Regions from separate parts of the Homo sapiens genome. Here region 1 is linked to region 2. The links are chromatin loops, found by intact Hi-C in ENCODE. Cell type or tissue: adrenal gland. All regions are shown on one strand.

Region 1 (2,500 bases), 220 kb before region 2:
GCTACAGTGGGCTGTAGTGGTTTATTTATGGTCTTCTATAAAAGGTCACCATAGGGAGAAGTGGGAGTAACAGGGAACTCTCAAGGCAACGGAAATGTAAATCTTAACATCTTGTCTATTTCAGGTGATATTCTTGCCCTTTACAATACAGCACTGAAGCCAGGACATGCAGCTGCATTTTCAGAAGATTGTGATTCAGCCTCTACTAAAGTTGTCATCCGTGGAGCAGGAAACCAGGTAAATTGCTTACCAAACACCCCTCTTCCTACAATATTGTTTAATGGGAAGAGGTTGCAAATTCAGGGAACTCTTTTGCTGCAATTTACACTCCCCAATCATTTCATCCCAAAACTCAAGCCTGCTTTTCTGTAGACTTCTTCATGGACTTGACAGCCTAATTGTTCTTGAACATCTGGTTTATTATGTCAACATCTAGGTTCCTATTCTAACTTGGAATTTCAAATATTTATTTTCTAATCTGAAGAAGTCAGTTTAACAGCTCTTCTCTCTACTGGCTATAAAATTGTATCTATTTTGTTTGAAGCAGTAAGTACATATATCCTATTTGTGTTTTTAGTACAATTACATTGGCTATCTTGACTATAAAAAGGAAAGAATTCGTAAGCTTTCCATGAAAGCCAGCACTTGCTCATTTAATCCTGGAGTTTTTGTTGCAAACCTGACGGAATGGAAACGACAGAATATAACTAACCAACTGGAAAAATGGATGAAACTCAATGTAGAGTAAGTATGTAACTGGCCTAGCTGTGAAAAACTGTTGTATTTCAATTCCTAGAGTCTTGACTAACAGGAGTTAGTCAGTACTTTTCACTAACAAACATTTGTTTTCTGTCCCACCAAGAGAGGGACTGTATAGCAGAACCCTGGCTGGTAGCATCACAACACCTCCTCTGCTTATCGTATTTTATCAACAGCACTCTACCATCGATCCTATGTGGAATGTCCGCCACCTTGGTAAGTAGAATTAACCAGTGGCATAAGCTAGTAAAGAATTGGTATCTAAAGAACTATCCTCAGGGATGGGGTATATTCTTTGTTTCCCTTAAGTAAGTTTTCTGCACAATTTCACATGGCGCAACGATGTGGCTATTTTTGTCTCAAATGTAAGGTTCCAGTGCTGGAAAACGATATTCACCTCAGTTTGTAAAGGCTGCCAAGTTACTCCATTGGAATGGACATTTGAAGCCATGGGGAAGGACTGCTTCATATACTGATGTTTGGGAAAAATGGTATATTCCAGACCCAACAGGCAAATTCAACCTAATCCGAAGATATACCGAGATCTCAAACATAAAGTGAAACAGAATTTGAACTGTAAGCAAGCATTTCTCAGGAAGTCCTGGAAGATAGCATGCGTGGGAAGTAACAGTTGCTAGGCTTCAATGCCTATCGGTAGCAAGCCATGGAAAAAGATGTGTCAGCTAGGTAAAGATGACAAACTGCCCTGTCTGGCAGTCAGCTTCCCAGACAGACTATAGACTATAAATATGTCTCCATCTGCCTTACCAAGTGTTTTCTTACTACAATGCTGAATGACTGGAAAGAAGAACTGATATGGCTAGTTCAGCTAGCTGGTACAGATAATTCAAAACTGCTGTTGGTTTTAATTTTGTAACCTGTGGCCTGATCTGTAAATAAAACTTACATTTTTCAATAGGTATCTTCTTTTTTTATTCCAGATAACTACTTCCACTCACAATGAGATGAATTGTCTTTTTACAGAATTTAGGGATTCCAAGTTGCCTGGTTTTAATATAATACATATTCACAAAATTTACACAGCTCATGCATACCATAACTTATACAGAGAACAGTTTAGCAGTCTGCTTAAAATGTTAAAAAAAAAATCATAAAAAGCCATTGTTCTGTTACACATAATCTGTACTGAAGTCATAAGCATCATCCTCTTCAATGATTTTATCCAAGATAAAAGACCTTGTAGACTGTTCACCTATATTGCAGGAAAATAAAGAGATTTTCAAAAAGTAAAAGTGATTCTATACCATGCTGCTTCGTTAGAACCCCTTTTGCCTGCCTCACCTGCTGTAGTCTCCTCAGACAGTGCCTCCCCTGTCTCTTCTGCAGCAAACATGCCTGAGCTGTTTTCCTGTGTGACAAAGAAAAATAGTGCTGGATTAGTAGCCCTTGTCTGCTCATTTAATCCAAGTAGTTATGTACCTGAAAAATTAACTCTTTGGAGGTACATATAACGGGATGTGCAAAATTAAGGCTAATGGATCACAAGCCTCAAATATTTCCTATCTTCAGTTCCTTCCATTATGTATTATAATGCTAGAAAACTCACTTCAGTTTTAACTCATGGAGGACACACTTACATCAACTTCTTCATCAACAGTTTCCTGGTCACTGTCTTTGTCATCCTCCCTCTCCTCCTGCTTCCTTTCTTTCCGTTTTGGCAATTCTTCATGTATGTCCTTTTCTTCTATTATTCCATTTGTCAGACCGGAAGACTGGAAAA
Region 2 (2,500 bases):
AGTGCCGACCAAACATTCCCTGAAGTATCTAGTAAGAAAGGTGCCTGGCCCCTCAGACTCACAATGGACCACAAATTCCATTTCCTCTGTAAGGGCTGCCTGGGGCTTGGCAGGTGAACATAAAGTGTGGGTCATGGAAACTGCTGGGGAGAACAAGGGGCCTCCACAGCACAGCGAGTGGGGTGGATCCTCCTGTTCACCCAGCCCCCACTCCATGGAACTGAGCTGTCTTGTGGTGAGGAGGGGCAGGCCACAGGTCAAAGCACACTCCCCAAGCCACCTGCCCAAGCACACCCAAGACCCAGATCCAGAGCCTCAGCCTGCTTGGCAGGGCTGGGTCGGGTTTCCCCTTCACTTCCCTGTCCTCAATCGGCAGCAGGGCACACCACAAGTTTCCCTAGACCACTGTAGACGGAACAGCCCAGTGCACAGCAGAGGCTCTGGAGGCAGTCTCAGCTGAATTCAAATCCCAGGTTTCCGCTCATTAACTGTGTGGCCCTGGCCAAACTTCCTTATCTGCCCAAGCCTCAGTTTCCCCAACTGTAAAATGGAAATAAAAGTGCCCTCTTCACGGGGCTGTTGGGAAGATTCAATCAAGGAGACATGGGGCCACAGGGCAGAACACAAAAGCCATGCTCAAAAAATTATGCTTTAAAACTTTTTTTGTATTCATTACTGACTTTTCTTTTCAAAAATGCTAAAATTGGCATCGCAAACCAAAGAGTCCAGTAGTGACAGATGCAGAGTGTTTCTTGTGTGGGTGCCCCAGAGGGCAGGGCATCTTCAAAGCTCTTTGCCAATCGGCCTTGGGAAATACAGACTTGTATTTAGTTCTGTCTGACCCCCAGGATGACTTCCCAGGACTTGAACTTGAGGTACACATGCCCCCTGCCCCTATGAGGAGTCCTAGAATGAGCCAGGTGCTGGTGCTCCACCCTGGCTAACCGCCCCTGCAGCTCACGCCAGGGAAGGTGTGTGCAGACCAGCCAGGGACAGGAGAGGCCTCTCTTTCTCCGCCTTCAGAGGGCCTGGTCACCTACGCAGAACCTGTCACATACTGCCAAACACGAAAGCACAGCACCTTATGATTAAATTAGGACACCCAACATCACAAACACTCTCTAGCCTCTGAGTTGGGAGCGAGAGGATGCTGTGCAGCGCTGGGCCTTACCTCCACCTGATGCAGGGACTTGAATATTGATAGGTCGAACGGCAGGAGCTGCTCCTGAATGTTGCTGGTCCCAAAAGGTCCTTCTGTGCCAGAAACCTGAAGCCAAAGATAAGGCTTAAATTGGGAACAGTGTCGCATGCCCATCGGGGAGTGCTGCAGCAGCTGACAAGTTGAAGACAACTTTGACCACTTCTGTCTTCAACAAAGCAGGCTCAGGCCAGGACTTAATTTAACGGGACACTGGGTCACGACCGCCCCCTGGTGCCCACAGCCAGAAGCATAGTGCCAAGAATAACCGGGCGGCCTTCCTTCCACCAACAGTCCCCCATGGTCTCCTTCACACAAACTGCCAGCCAGTCCCCCGCAGGTTGCACCCCCACCGACTGCGGGGCTCTCCATGACTGAGCTGCTGCAGCTTTACCTTAAGGTACTTAAGGCGACAGGTGAAGTCCAGGATGTGCCCGAGGTCGGTCTTGGCATCCCCACTGGCGCACGTGGGCTTTCCCTGCTGCAGCTGCTCCGTGACGGCATACAGCTGCAGGGGTCCAATGGCAAAGACCTCGCCGGCCCCCAGGAGCTGTTCTCCTGCAAGAGCCATGCCCTGAAGGATAAGTGTCCAGCCGCAGCCCCAGCCCTCGTGCAGCCAGGATTTCCACCTTTTCTGTCAACAAGCAGTTGGCAAGCACCCACTGTGTCAGGGCAAAGCCAGCGCCCTGGGCATGCAGGAGCTGCTGCCCTCCTGGGTGCCTGCTAGGCACAGGGCAACCCTAGACATGTGATGACAGAGGAGGGCAGGGCTGTGGGGCTGTGAGGCTGGGGAGCCACTGAGGGAGGAGTGAGGCCGAGTCGAGACCAAAGGCACTGGGCCAGAGTGAGGCTGCGGAGAGGGACAGCATTCTGGGTGACACACCTATGCTGCAACCTCCGAAATGCAAACACCCAGGTCAGGCGCAGGCCTATGGTGCCAGCGTGGTGCAGAGCCTGGAAGCAGGATGGGTTCTGAGCCCAACTGACTGCTGCTTGGTCCTCGCTCCACTCCTCCCAGCCATGTGCCCTCAGGCTGGTGACTGGGCCGCTGACCCCGTATCCTTCCCTATACCTGTGGCTCCTGGGGGAAGGCAGTAAGATGCAAACAGGAAGCATTCATCACACATGAGCTACTATAACTGTGCTCTCTGGCAGGGATGGGACCCAGGGTCAGCTTCTATCTGCCATCTGAGCCCTTTCAGGTAAGCACAAACCAGGTGCGAGGGAGCAGTGTGCTACCCACCTTCCAGCACCCACCACAGCGCTTTGGAACACAGCCCAAGTCTGGGCTGAGCCCCTGAC

What was found. Peaks named below come from ENCODE experiments on the same cell type or tissue, not always from the same donor. Only the 100,000 strongest peaks of a DNase experiment are listed, where the experiment ranks them.
Region 1: it touches region 2 in a loop (2.4-fold over the local background); 34 of 110 quality-filtered maps call a loop at or near these places.

The regions. Positions count from the first base shown.
Region 1 is chr3:52,693,665-52,696,164 of GRCh38, reverse strand. It overlaps GNL3 (G protein nucleolar 3), which reads right to left. Exons shown (of 15, transcript NM_014366.5): 13 at 2,358-2,500; 14 at 2,062-2,128; 15 at 1,668-1,972. The coding sequence ends at 1,890. GLT8D1 (glycosyltransferase 8 domain containing 1) reads left to right here. Exons shown (of 10, transcript NM_018446.4): 7 at 125-237; 8 at 578-744; 9 at 863-975; 10 at 1,130-1,679. The coding sequence ends at 1,320. Among named protein-coding and RNA genes, the nearest start is that of SNORD69, 2.2 kb to the right of the region's middle. In adrenal gland, no CTCF peak of the experiment used is centred here; no DNase peak of the experiment used is centred here.
Region 2 is chr3:52,471,070-52,473,569 of GRCh38, reverse strand. NISCH (nischarin) reads right to left here. Exons shown (of 21, transcript NM_007184.4): 5 at 1,593-1,756; 6 at 1,172-1,267. Among named protein-coding and RNA genes, the nearest start is that of NISCH, 17 kb to the right of the region's middle. RefSeq lists an enhancer at 1,836-2,336. In adrenal gland, CTCF peaks have their summits at 1,238 and 1,438 (motif pointing left); a DNase peak (open chromatin) is centred at 1,439; H3K27ac peaks cover 1,897 bases.